Linked DNA regions of Homo sapiens: regions 2 and 3 are each linked to region 1. A link is a contact called in ENCODE Hi-C data. All regions are on one chromosome and are shown on one strand. The core of a region is the stretch at or near the end of the contact, and the rest is flanking DNA. Distances in the headings are between cores, read along the strand shown.

The links. Hi-C counts contacts between places; a loop is a spot of excess contacts on that map. Pooled maps may share reads with other maps.
Region 2: a pooled map shows a loop between it and region 1 (16-fold over the local background). The contact joins the promoter of EPB41L2 here to the enhancer-like site in region 1. A Hi-C loop is called at or near these places in 12 of 37 single-sample maps with no recorded cell type and 5 of 50 pooled maps.
Region 3: a pooled map shows a loop between it and region 1 (16-fold over the local background). The contact joins two enhancer-like sites. A Hi-C loop is called at or near these places in 6 of 37 single-sample maps with no recorded cell type and 4 of 50 pooled maps.

What each region holds. Positions count from the first base shown.
Region 1 is chr6:130,259,025-130,263,684 of GRCh38, forward strand. It overlaps a transcript of SAMD3 not described here. Among named protein-coding and RNA genes, the nearest start is that of SAMD3, 38 kb to the left of the region's middle. RefSeq lists enhancers at 1,339-1,478, 1,699-1,818. Within about 2 kb of position 1,932, at least 5 of the 41 ENCODE cell types and tissues checked have a DNase peak (open chromatin) inside an H3K27ac peak, as active enhancers do.
Region 2 is chr6:131,060,460-131,065,119 of GRCh38, forward strand. It overlaps EPB41L2 (erythrocyte membrane protein band 4.1 like 2), which reads right to left and starts at 2,786. Exons shown (of 20, transcript NM_001431.4): 1 at 2,696-2,786. It overlaps LOC105378004 (a long non-coding RNA gene), which reads left to right and starts at 2,944. Exons shown (of 3, transcript XR_942993.3): 1 at 2,944-3,157. RefSeq lists silencers at 2,243-2,342, 2,683-3,022.
Region 3 is chr6:129,487,851-129,492,510 of GRCh38, forward strand. It overlaps LAMA2 (laminin subunit alpha 2), which reads left to right. Exons shown (of 65, transcript NM_000426.4): 57 at 4,051-4,227; 58 at 4,465-4,633. LOC102723409 (a long non-coding RNA gene) reads right to left here. Exons shown (of 8, transcript XR_001743860.2): 8 at 4,632-4,660. Among named protein-coding and RNA genes, the nearest start is that of ARHGAP18, 220 kb to the right of the region's middle. RefSeq lists an enhancer at 2,722-3,921. Within about 2 kb of position 2,806, at least 21 of the 41 ENCODE cell types and tissues checked have a DNase peak (open chromatin) inside an H3K27ac peak, as active enhancers do.

The DNA of each region.
Region 1 (4,660 bases), core at 682-3,181:
TAGAGAGGAGGTGAGCTGGCCTAGCCCATACAGGTTGGTTATAGGTTCATGATGAGAGAGGATTAAGGAGAAATCTCAGTCTTAGGTTACTTTCCCAAAGGTTTTCTATTTAGCCAGTAATAGCAGAGCAAAGAAACCCTTAAGTTTTAGTCTGTTTTATGCTGCTATAAAGGAATATTGAGGCTGAGTAATTTATTTTTTAAAAAAGGTTTATTTGGCTTATGATTCTGATGGTTAGAAAGTTCAAAATTGGGCATCTGCATCTGGTGAGAGGGCCTGAGGCTCCTTCCACTCACTGTAGAGGGCAAAGGGGAGCTGATGTGTGCAGTGATCACATGGTGAGAGAGAAAGCAAGAGCGTGGAGCTCTTTTTAACAATCAGTTCTCTTGGGAATGAATGCAGTGAGAACTCACTCACCTGAGTGAGGATATTAATTTTTCATGAGTGATCAGCCTCCATGATCCAAACATCTCCCATTAGGCCCCATCTTCAACATTGGGAATAAAATTTCAGCATGAGATTTGGAAGGGACAAACATTCAAACCATAGAAACACATAAATGATCAAAAGATACAGTGAATAGAAACAGGCCCTTTACCATTGTCTCAGTACCCGATTTAGAGGAAAAGGCCTGCCAGGTCAGAGGAGCACAAAACCTGGACTCAATGTATTTTTTTTAACAAAACTTTTTATTTTGAGATAACTGTGCACTCATGTGCAAAGTTATAGGAAGTAACACAGAGAGAGCCTGCCTATCCTTTACCCAGATTCCTCTAGTGATAACATCTCACAAAACTTTAGTACAATGCTAAAAACAAGATATTGACATTAACTTAATCCACTGAAATTGTTCAATTTTTTTTTGTTTTACTTGTGCTCATTTGTGTGCTGCATTTAGTTCTCTGCAATTTTATCACGTGTTTCAGGTATCTACCACAGTCAAGATAAGAATAAGTACATCATCACAAGGATTCTTCAGTTTTTTGGCCATTTTCTAATTAGTCTTTTGAACTATTGAGTTCTTAGAGTCCTTTCTATATCATAGATACAGTCACATACTGCATAATAATGTTTTGTTCAACAATGGACTACATATAGTGAGAGAATAGAGACAGACCCTCTCATATTGTTTTATACTCAGAAAAGGAAAGAGAAGTGAAACTAAAGGCAGGTAGCCCGGTGCCTAGGAACCAGACCCAAAACCAAGGAACCAGACCTGAAACCAGGCCTGGGCCTGCCTGACCTAAGCCTGGTGGTTAAAATTCAACCCCAGACCTAGCAACTGATGTTATCTATAGATTCCAGACATTGTATAGAAAGACATTGTGAAACTTCCTGGTCTGTTCTGTTTCACTCTGACCACCAGTGCATGCAGCCCCTGTCACGTACCTCTTGCTTGCTCAGTTGATCACGACCCTCTCTCACGGACCCCCATAGAGTTGTGAGCCCTTAAAAGGGACAAGAATTGCTCACTTGGGGAGCTTGGCTCTTGAGACAGGAGTCTTGCCAATGCTCCCGGCTGAATAAACCCCTTCCTTCTTTAACTCAGTGTCTGAGGAGTTTTGTCTGCAGCTGGCCCTGCTACATTTCTTGGTTCCCTGACCGGGAAGCAAGGTGATTGGCGAATGGTCGAGGCAGCTCCTTAGGTGACTTAAGCCTGCCCTGTGGAACATCCCTGCAGGGGACTCCAACCAGCCCAAGCCATGCGGATCCTGAGAGCACTCCCGGGTAGGCATTTGCCCAGTGAGACGCCTCACCAGAGCAGTGTGTGGCAGCCCCCTGTGGAGGATCAACGCAGTGGCTGAACACCGGGAAGGAACTGGTACTTGGAGTCTGGACATCTGAAACTTGGTAAGACTAGTCTTTGGAACTTGCCTACTCTGTTTGAGTGGAAGTGTGGTCTGATGACCCACGGTGTACCTTTATCGGCACTTTGGTTTGGTTTTGGTTTTGGTTTTGACTCGGTTTGAATTGCTTGACAGGACTGGTCTTGGGAACTTGCCCACTCCATTTGAGTGGAAGTGTGGCCTGATCACCCACAGCATGCCTTTATTGGCACTTTGGTTTTGGTTTTGGTTTTGACTTGGTTTGAATTGCTTGACAGGACCGGTGTTGGGAACTTGCCTACTCCATTTGAGTGGAAGCGTGGCCTGATCACCCACGGCGTGCCTTTATCAGCACTTTGGTTTTGGTTTTGGTTTTGACTTGGTTTGAATTGCTTGACAGGACCGGTCTTGGGAACTTGCCTACTCCATTTGAGTGGAAGCGTGGCCTGATCACCCACGGCGTGCCTTTATCGGCACTTTGGTTTTGGTTTTGACTTGGTTTGAATTGCTTGACAGGACCGGTCTTGGGAACTTGCCTACTCCATTTGAGTGGAAGCATGGCCTGATCACCCACGGTGTGCCTGTACCAGCACTTTGGTTTTTGTTTTTGACTTGACTTGGATTGCTTGATACTTTGGTTTTGATTTCTGGATACTCTGATTTTGGTTTTGATTTTGATTTGGTGTAAACTGCAAAAGTGTGTGTGTGCCCTTTTTACCCATTCTTTGTTTTGTGGTGTGTGTGTGGTGTGAGCGTGGTGTTTTGTCTCGAAGAAGCATGGGTCAGGCACAAATAAGCTCACCCTACTAGGAACTATGTTGAAAAATTTCAAAAAGGATTTAAAGGAGACTATGTAGTACTATGACACCAGGAAAACTTAAAACTTTGTGTAAAATAGACCAGCCAGCATTAGAGGTGGGTTGGCCATCAGAAGGAAGCCTGGACAGGTCCCTTGTTTCAAAGGTATGGCACAAGGTAACCTGTAAATCCCGGGCATCCAGACCAGTTCCCATACATAGACACTTGGTTACAGCTGGTTTTAGATCTCTCCACAGTGGTTCAAAGAACTGCATTATAAGCCAGGCAGAGAGAGACAGAGAGAGAGACAGAGAGGAGAAAGAGAGAGGCAGAGAAAGAGAGGAAGAGACAGAGCCAAAAGGAAAGTCAAAGAGAGAAAGACAAAGTCAAAGAGAGATATATACAAGTAGTTAAGAAAAAAAAAATGGTGTACCCTATTCCTTTAAAAGCCAAGGTAAATTTAAAACCTGTAATTGATAATTGAAGGTATTCTTCGTAAGCCTATAACACTCCAATACCACTTTGTTGTCAGTGTAAACAAGGGCATATCTCGAAAGCACTGAGGCCTTCCTATCAAAAATCCTTGACCCAGTAACCTGTGGATGGCCCAAATGCATTCAATTTGTAGTGGCAACTGCTTTGCTAACAGAAAAAAAGTAAGAAAAAAAAAAACTTTTAGAGGAAACCTCATTGTGAGCACACCTCACTAGTTCAGTTCAGAGCTATCCTAAATCAAAAAGGCAAAAAAGTAGCTTACTAACTCAAAAATCTTAAAATATGGGGCTATTCTGTTAGAAAAAAAAAAAAGGAAATTCCCTTAACCCAGCAGGTTTCCTAACAAGGGATTTAAATCTTAATTACCATACAAAGGTCCAACCAGACCTAAGAGGAACTCCCTTCAGGACAGGATGATGGATGGTTCCTCCCAGGTAATTGAAAAAAAAAAAGGTTATAAAAGGAAATTCATGCAAGAAATGTTGTATAATTTAAAAGTAATTAGGCCTCCTAAATGTAAAACTATTAAAGAAACAGTTTATGTGCAAGGTATATAAAGAAATTAAAATATACTTCTAGTAGTAAGAATTATAAGGAGCCATAAGAATGTAAAGCTTTACCTACATTAAAAGGTTATAAATATGTATATTTTGTTTTAAAGGTTTAATCAAGTTTCAAAATGTTAATTGAAAAAAAATTCTGTGTGTAGACATTGGCCAAAGTTAAAGAGGTATCATCCAGTTTTTCTGTAAACTGGACATAAAAATAAAAGCATAACAGGTTTTCCTTAAAACACAAACCTGCTCTTTAGCAAAAATTATAAAAGGTTAAAAAGAATCTATAAAATCTTACCTTATAGTCAAATATTAAAAATTGGATAAATGTCTACAAGGTTTTATTAAAATTAGGTTTAACATTAATAACACACTAATATAAATGTAAAATTTAACTTATCTGGTATAAAAATCATACAGGAAGCATTGTTAAATGTAAAATGGTATTTGGCTTTCTTTGGTTTAAAACCTAATAAAAATAGGTGCTAAAGGAAATTTCTCAGTAAAAAAGCACTAAGGACTATAAAGTCCACTGCCAAGGTCCCCACATTTAAAACAAAAGATCAATTTCTTAAAAATTATATACTTGGTTTATCTTCCACTTTCCTTTCCCTCAAAAACTAAAAGTCTTTTAGCACTTGTACCACCCTTAGAATTTCCGGTAAACCAGAGCCAGCCTGAAGATCACGTTCTCGTCAAAAGGTGGAAAGAAGAAAAACTCGAGCCAGCCTCAGAAGGACCCTACCTTGTGCTGCTAACCACCAAGAATGCTGTTCATACAGCAAAAAAGGATAGACTCATCATGCCCGACTCAAGAAAGCGCCACCCCCTCCAGAGTCGTGGGCCATAGTCCCAGGGGAAAACCCTACCAAACTAAAGCTAAGAAAAATTTAACTCGTTTCATCTACGCTATTACTCTTTCTTCTTTCCTCGTTCTATTGCTGACCATCTAGTTATTAACATAACCAAGTCAATTTCGCCTCAAAC
Region 2 (4,660 bases), core at 1,536-4,035, 800 kb after region 1:
AGTACACGTGGACATGGTTCTGATTTTTAAATACCTATTTTTACATTCTGGTCACTGGTTAGGTTTTCTAAACTCAATTCCTTAGAACTAGTAATTTGGAAAGGGTAAGCCACAAGAATGTTACGTTAAGAAGCCAAGGATCTAACTAGCTCAGCAACTCAGATCAGCACAAAACTCATTTGGAAACCTCCAAGTGCTAGCATTATCTAATGATGGACCCAGGCAGTCAGTAAATCGTTAAGAACAGGTATGAAAGTGAGCAAACTGCCCTAAAGCTATCTCCTGAAAAACAGCAAGAGATATCTGAACTTCCTTCTTTTATATTTAGATGGTTATTTTTTTGGTGGCCTCTCTTCAGATTCATCCCCTAAATTAAATTTGCTTCTTTCTACTTGGACTTAAATTTCAGATTTGAAATATACACACTTAGTTGCTACAAAATGCTCCCTGGCAGTTTACATTTTTTACAAAAGTTAGGAAAAATTTTACTGAAATTATAGCTTTAACTGATTTTTTAAAATCACTTTTAATCTTTTTTAAGGATCACCATGCAACGTAGATATATGAAGAGTTCGAGGGACGTGGCTCAATTCATCCACGAATTTTCTTTCGAAGGTTTTTGCAAAAAGTGCTCTCAACTACTTGGACTAGTGGTTAAAGATTAAAGAACTGTTATGACTAAGTCTTTCTTACAGAGGGATGTTTTAAAAGGAAAGAAACCGTCCCTTCCCGTTACTCTAAATGAGCAGCCTCTTGTTCTCGGCAGTCTGTCTGCACACAAGACCACTACTGACTTCAGTGGGAATTCTGCCCAAGAAGTGAGGAAGACAGGATAGGATTAAATTAGCGCTAAATCCACACCATTGTTCCAAGCCATTACCACTTGTACAGTTCTCCAATAACCTCCAAAGAATAGATATCTGAAGTTTGATGGTGGTTCTTAAATTGAATTAAAAGAATGACCACTCGAGCTCTGACAGGTGACACAGCATAGCTCTTCAAAAGTTGTGTCAAACTCACAGCCTAACGGATGGAGCCAGTTGGCCCTTATCACAATTCAAGATTGCATTGCAATGCAGCCCCCATCAGTGGCTGCAACAGCCACCCAGTGATTTCTCACAGCAATGAGCCTGCAAAGGGAAACTGAATAGGATTAAGCACTATTCGTTCCCCCACTGAAACCTGTTCAAAGCTTGAGAATTCTAAATCCTAGCCCCTGCAGCATAGAAACTGACTCAGTTTCCCTCAACTGCTAAGTCCAAGGTGAAATCTGACAGAACACCAACTGAAATGCTAATTCTCAACAGCGTTATAAAGAGACCAGATAAATAATGTATTCCGTTGAAAAAAACAATAAAAACGTAGGGTGGGGGAGGAAATAAAGACTGAAAAACTGAGGGGAAAACCGCGAAAGTCGTTTTTTTAAAACAGCTTAAATAACAGTAACAAGAGGAACAAGACGCCTGGCACACACATGCCATTTCAGAGGCAAGAAGTTCAAGAAACTGGGGAAAGATGTGATTCAGAAAAGCGAAAATATAGCCACAGCTCCTCTAGATTCCACCTTCTCTCCCATCCACCCAGGGATCTTAAAATTAAGGGCAGCTGTGGTGTTGATGGGGCAATTCAATGAAAGACTACCCGGGTCCGTAGGGAGGGCTCCATACGCAGACCCCTCCCCAAAATAATAGACTCTAGGCAGTAGTTCTTCTCACCAAACCTCATTTTATTTATACATATATATAAAAAAAAAAACTTGACCTCAGGGGAGGTGAGCGATCTAGAGAAGCATAACTGATGTCCCACCACAGACCTCAGGCTGCTGGGGGCAGCGTCTGCGCCTGGGGATGGCGTCCCCAGACGCCGACTTCAACCCTGTCGCGCTCCTTTAGGTTCTCCTCGCCCTTCCCCGCTGCTCACCTAAAAATGCTCCCAACCCTCGGCCCCCAGGCGCAGGAGGAGAAAAAACAAGCCATCTGTGGTGAGATGGCCTGGGTGTGGGAATTGTAAGGATCGGAGCACGAAACACGCGTCCCTCTCCGCAGCTCCCAGACGGCGCAGGCGGCAGCTGGGGGCGCGGACGCGAGCCTACAGCGGGCCCGACCCGCACCGCGCGTGGGGCTGGCGCGCCGCCCTCGCCCGGCTTCCCGCAGTCCCCACGCGCGCGGCCGGCCCGCGCTTCCCCTCCTAAAACCTTCCTCCTGAAGGGCGACGCCGCGGCCGACCCCCTCCCCGCGGGGGGGATGGAGCCGGATTTTTCCCGCTGTTGCTCCACGGGGCCCGGACGCGTGACCTGAGCCCACGGCACCCCGGGGGGGACGGCGTCCTCCCCGTGCCCCCGCCTTTCCTGGCTCCGCCGGGACGCGGCCCCGGTCCCCCGGAAGAGGGAAGAGGGGGACCGCGGGGAGCAGCGAAGCCGGGATCCGGCCCGGAGCAACAGGACCCGGACCCCCGGGCAAGAATCGGGTCGGGCAGAGACCGGGAAGGAAAGGAGAGAGGGAGCCGCAGAAAATCCCAAAGCCGGGCCCCCTCTCCCCGCCCCCCATCCCGGTGGGACCGTCCCGCCACCGCTTCCTGCCCGGAATCAGCTTCCCAGCTGCAGCCAGAGGAAAAATCTGAGCCGCCCCTGCAACCCCACACTGACCAGTCGCCCGGCCCGTGCAGCCCCGCACGCCTCCTTACCCCGACGCCGTACCTCAGGAGCTCGCTCGCCGCGGGACCCGTCCCTCTTCAGTCCCAGCCGCCGGCAGCCGCGCCTGCCTCCTCCCTCCGCTAGGTTTCAAATTGAAATTCCCTGACTGGGGCCGTCAGAGGACTCTGAGGGCCGGCCCCGCCCCCTCGCGGCGGAAGCCCCTCCCGCGACCCCGCCGGACGAGCCCCCGGCGCGGAAACCCCCGCGGGCGGTCCCGCCCCCGACGCCCAGGCCCCGCCCCTGCGCGGGCGGGGGACCTTTCCCGCGGGATTCGGCAAGCGCGGCCGCGGAGACCCGGGGGTGGAGGACGTCTTTCGCCCTCAGGGCAGCCCGGATGACAGCTAATGCGCCTGGGCAAGGCGTTCTCAACTGCGATTCCCGGCCTTAAATGTCCTCTCAACTTTTAAAAGTTATTTATTCAAAGTGCATTTGCTGACTAAACCTTCACTGAGCGCCTTCCTAGAGGTAAACACTGGAGCAGAGCCTGGAGATGCAGAATAAGGAAAACTGGGTCTCCCTCAGTCTAGAGTGGAAAAAGTGCTTTCACAGGAAGGGCATTGAAAAGGAACCATTTATTCTTCCTGTGGGAGGGACAGGAGGGGTTGGGGAAACCCCGTGGAGGAAAGGCCTCCCCAGAGTAAGTAGGATTTCTCTGGGCAGAGGCCTGGGAATCTGGATTGCAGAGCATGACCACGGGTGAAGAAGAGTCTGGAAAAAACCTAGTTTGGGGCTAAATTGTGGAAAGCCACAAGCACACACACGCTACCCTTCTGGTTCTTTTCTTTTGTACAATGAGGTCAATATGTTTCAGATTCAATATATTTCATCTTTTGAAGGTTTGCACGTCAAGCTGGTGTCAAACAACGTGTCCAGCTCACTGCCTCCAGCATCTGCCTCACACGCACCTCTTATCCCTTTTACTCCTCCCACTTTTATTGAGGTCTTTAGTGATTCCACCACAGCCAAAGTCGTCTCCCTTTCTTTCCTAAACAGAACCTTTTCCAAAATTAACAATGTCAAATGAAACCTCAGTAACAATACCTTCCAGTTAACAAAATACATTCACATATTTTATCATCATTTGATCCTCACAATCACCCTATGAAAAAGGCAGGCACGTTTGAGCTCCATTACATCAAAAAGATTTGGGAAGATAAATTATTTGCCAAGGTCCTTCTAGTAAATAATACAAATAATAATAGTTAAGGTTGATTGTGTGCTTTATGTGCTAGGCATTGTTCTAAGTCCCTTACATGTATTAATTTAATCACAATCCCATATGCTAAGTATACAAGTTAAATTTTATAAGGTGTGCTAAAACAGAGCAGAAATCTGATTAGACAGCAATTCTGGTAAAGGAGACCTGGGAATTTAATGAGAAAATACTATTATTTTCTCATAATAAGAAATATGCAGCAGATTTACAACGAAACTAATGAAACAAACTTCGGGATCTCTCATTTTCACAAGCCTTGAAACTAACTTTATAATTTTGTATTTCATTTTGTGTTTTTTAAAGAGTCCCTAAAGTCATATAAGCTTTTGGGCCCATAAAACATTGAACCACCCTGATGGAGCCCCCTTTAAAATGCTAGTGCAAAATAACATAAATATAGGCATAGTTAATAAAATATAATGCCCTTCTCATAAGAAAGGATATGCTTACTATACTCTGCGTTGAAGTACATGAATCACTCCTATATGCCACCTCTTAAGAAGAAATTTTTCCCTCCAAAAGAAAATATTGATAAGCTAAATTATAACCATAAATGGGTGACCTTGAAAATGTGGGAACCAGCAAGATTTAGCCTAAAGAGATGATTAAAGGTGATAAAAAGGTTGTCAAATGTATAAAGGCTATTGTGTGAAAGAAGAATTGAACTCTGTTTTTGGACACAGCCTTACATAGCCCTGGCATTTTAATGGAATGGAACAGATTCAGTGAGGACCTAGCAGGAACTGAGGGCA
Region 3 (4,660 bases), core at 1,556-4,055, 770 kb before region 1:
ACAGCCAGATATTGTAGTCATGGTCTCTGAGGAGAAATGCAAACTGAATGCTCTCATTTGAATCTTAGAATGCTTTAGAATCCTGGTTTCACATGTCTTCTAGATTAGATGTTAGGCCCTTTGACAAACTTTAATCCTTTTCATTGCGGAAAGGACTTTTTAAAAGATTTAAACTTTAGCCGGGCGTGGTGGCTCACACCTGTAATCCCAGCACTTTGGGAGGCCAAGGCAGGTGGATCATGAGGTCAGGAGTTCGAGACCAGCCTGGCCAATATGGTGAAACCCCGTCTCTACTAAAAATGCAAAAACATTAGCCAGACATGGTGGTAGGCGCCTGTAATCACAGCTACTCTGGAGGCTGAGGCAGGAGAAATGCTTAAACCAGGGGGACAGAGGTTTCAGTGAGCCGAGATCGCACCACTGCACTCCAGCCTGGGCAACAGAGCAAGACTCCAACTCGGAAAAAACAAAACAAAACAAAAACATTTAAACTTTAAGGAATTTCAATAAGTAACTGCAGATTTGAGAAATTAGTTTACCGAAATCACTCAAAATGTGTTATTTTGTTGAGAAAGAATTCTGGAATTCCCAAATGCATTACACTATTGTACCACTATGCCACTATGTCCTTTTAACAGGTGCTTCTTCAAGAAGGGCATTTTATTATGCCAACTTCACAGCTGTTGACCATCAATCCAACCTTTATTTGATTAAGCTCAGTATATAGTACATCACTGGAAACCAGTCATTTAGTTAATTGGCCATATAAACGAACAGTTTTGCCATTCATTGTTAATTACAGGATAATATATGACATATTAGTGTGTAGTCACTGAACTCTGTGCCAAAACAGTAATACATTTGCTACCATAATGGCTCATTCGGCACTCTAAGGTTAAAATGCAATCTACTCTATAAGCAAGTGCCACATTAAACTGATTGACCAGAGATCGCAAGTGACCATGAGAACTTCACCCAGAAAAAATTTTTAATGCTTTATATGCCTATTCTATGGCATGATTTGTGTCACATACTAGACAAAGATGATTTGTTTTCATTGTTCTGAATGTATGTGAGATCTGTAATAACATCCTTTCATCACAGATGAGAAAATATTAACTAACCTGCCCAAAATCATGTACTACAAATAACAGGACCAGGTATTAAATGAGATGATATATTTGACTTAAATACCTCCATCTATGCACAGCCAATAGATTATTCTTACATTTTTGTGTGACCATAAAGGTTTATATTACTAAATGTTGATTATGATGTATGATTATTAATTTGGAGATATTTGCATTATCCCAACACTTTTCAGATTTTCAGACTATGCATGTCAGTCATCATTTCTTTTCCTAAAATCCTGGACAAAATGATAGCTTTAATACCGCCTCACAAAATAATTGGATTTTCACCAAACTGGGGGCCAAGCTTCTCAAGAAGCTCCTTCTCCCTTGTCCTCTGCCTCTCTTTACTCCTCCTCCCTCATTCTCTCTCCCTTCCACCCCTTCATCTGGAAAAATCTCCCTTTAGTCACTTTGGTATCTAATTTCTTGGCACTCCAGTGACCTCTGCCTCCTATATCTGCTTTGTCCTCTGATCCTTCTCCTGGCATCCGCCTTGGTGGCCAGCAGTTCTTACTGGACAAAAACATCAAACCCTAAGAGCCTGAAGTAGTTACTTAAGCAAATAGGACAAGCAACTGAACTGAGTTTTTCTTCTGGGAAAGCTTTCTTCACACAGGTACAGAAATAGGCTAAAGGTCAGGAAGTAGGGTGAGATATTTTAGGAGTCATTTGGGGTTTCCAGAATGAGATAAAGATTTTAACACTGAACCCTAAATATTTTCTTTCTTAACATCCAAAGTATGTTCAAACAGAAAAAAGATTAGATTCTATTTATTATGTAAATTACAAACATTAGGACACATTTCTCTTAATATCTTCTTCCACGTATGCAATCCAACTGATATGGTTTTAAAAAAAATCTTAAACCCACATTCCAAACAAATAAGAAATAGGGTATAAGTAATCAAGTAATTATGAAACTCTAAGAATCAGCCACTGAAACTGTAAAAAAAAAAAATAAAGCTGACCTATTACAATACTAAAGTAATACAAAGTTTAATGTACCTTTTTGCACATAGCAGGCCTCAGTAAAAAGCTGTTAAATAAATACTTTTTAAAAATGGAAAACACACCAGAATCATAATGGACATATTGGCAATGTCCTTCTCAATAAAAACTAAAGAAATGATCTAGATTTGATGTTCCTAAAAGGTAAAATAGGAGCAGGATTTAGCTGTAGTTTTCTAGCAATGCCCTTTTTAAGTAATACAGCCTCAGGGCAATCCCTTAATTAATATTTTCCGCTGTTTGAAGTAGGTATTTTTATCTCCATCTTATAAATGAATGAAATGGACCTGAGCATGATTAAATAACTTGCCCAAGGTCACACAGCTAGTAAGCTTCCACACTAGTACTTAATTCCAGTATGTTCCTCCTGAAAGCCCACACTCATTCTCCATCACCACCCTGTGAATTGGTTTAAAAAAAATAAGGGTCACTATGATGGTCCTTGTGGCAGAACCACACTACAGAGAGAGGCTACACCAGAAAGAGGAAGGCCTCTAGCTTTTTAAAATTCTAATCAAGAACAGAGATTTACTCTCCTTGGACAATCTTTAACAGAGGCTTATATCCTTCATTAAAACCTTAGAAGCCCTGTGATATCATGTTGCTAAGAAGAGGCTGCTTTCAGCTAAAGGGGAAAAAGAGTGTAGGGGAGGGGCTTCTCAGTGAGTCACACATACCCGGAAGTGAGTGGTTTTCTGAAATTCTCGTCTCAGGAAACCACCGACACTCTTAGCAAGGAAGCTGAACCTCCTGGGTTTTGCCAACACATTTTTCCATAGTTTGGTAAAGAAAGAAACCTCAAAAGTATGTCATTTCCCCCTATTTTCTCTTTGAAACTAAATTTTACCGGTCCCTTCTTCACCCCCTTAACAGTGACGTTTTTGAGCCACAGCGAAATCCATTTTTTGTCCCTTTCTCTTACTTTTGAATTATCTTACTTGTAAAGTGCCAATTCAGAGCATCTTTACCCTGGCTTATTGTTTTTTCCAGTTCTACATGTGGTTTTACTTCTTTATAAAGTCAAGTAAGAGGGTACTTTAGGACTGAGGTTTCCATCCAAGTACTCCGGTTTTCTCTCCAGATATGAAGTAAGTTTTCAGTAATCCATTCATGATCCCCAGGCTAGTGACTAATGCTTATGACTAATAGCACCATGATGACTGTTAAGACCGAAACTCAAAACTTGCTTCCGGAACAAAAGAGAAAATGCCTTTGGTCATTTTCATCAGAACTCTTTGTCTCCTTCTGATTCTTGGCCCAGGGATCCAAGGATTGTTGTAAATAAGTAGCATGAGGTTCTCAATTAGCAGTGTGTGAGTTCTCTCTCATAAGCAAATTAGGAAAATTAATGAAACAGCCACTAAGGAAAATCATTGCAAGGAACAATTAGCAGGGTGTCCTTGCCTGCCTCTTCTATTCAAAAGCCATCAGCTACATTCTTTATAAAAGGTGCTTTAAGTGTTTGCTGTTGATTCCTGCAATCTAAGCTCTCAGGAGCATGGTTTGTTCCCTAGCAAGAAGATAATAGCCAGCACAACCCAAGGAAGACCCCATGCTTTGCTAAACCTGCCAACCCTTATACGGTTAGACATTACTGCACACTGCAGAAGCCTCAGTTCTCACAGGCTCATGTGTTGGGCTGCACAGCGCTGTTGTCAGCTCTACAAGAGGCTAATGTTGCAGTGCGCCATGACCTGGTTTCAGTAAACTTTCAGGAAGAGTGAACGAGGGAGTCATGGAACGAGATCCTGAGAACAGCGTTTGCTTAGTGTAGAATTCCTAAGCATCCAATTTTGGCTCCCTTAAAAGCTATGGTTGAGAGGGGTGAAGGGTGGCAGGAAAGAATTTGATTTCCAACTGTATTGAATCAGATGTGACTTATACTTGTTTATTTTTAATATTTTATCAGCATCTTTACAGTTCAAGTGGATGAAAACAGAAGATACATGCAAAACCTGACAGTTGAACAGCCTATCGAAGTTAAAAAGCTTTTCGTTGGGGGTGCTCCACCTGAATTTCAACCTTCCCCACTCAGAAATATTCCTCCTTTTGAAGGCTGCATATGGAATCTTGTTATTAACTCTGTGTAAGTGGATCTCCTCATTACTACTACTAATTTTTTATTTTTATTTCTTGCTATTAGGGGTCCCAATGCATCTACATTGTCTACAGCTATGCAGGGGAGGAGGGAAACAATGAGGATCTTCAACTTAGACTGAGAAAAGCACACTAATGGACTTAAAAAGGCATGCGGGGATTGGGCTTAATTGTAAGGAAGCAAAAAAACGAAAATAAAAAAATCTTATTTATTACATTCTATTAGCCCCATGGACTTTGCAAGGCCTGTGTCCTTCAAAAATGCTGACATTGGTCGCTGTGCCCATCAGAAACTCCGTGAAGATGAAGATGGAGCAGCTCCAGCTGAAATAGTTATCCAGCCTGAGCCAGTTCCCACCCCAGCCTTTCCTACGCCCACCCCAGTTCTGACACATGTAAGTGTTTATATTATCCCCATTGCT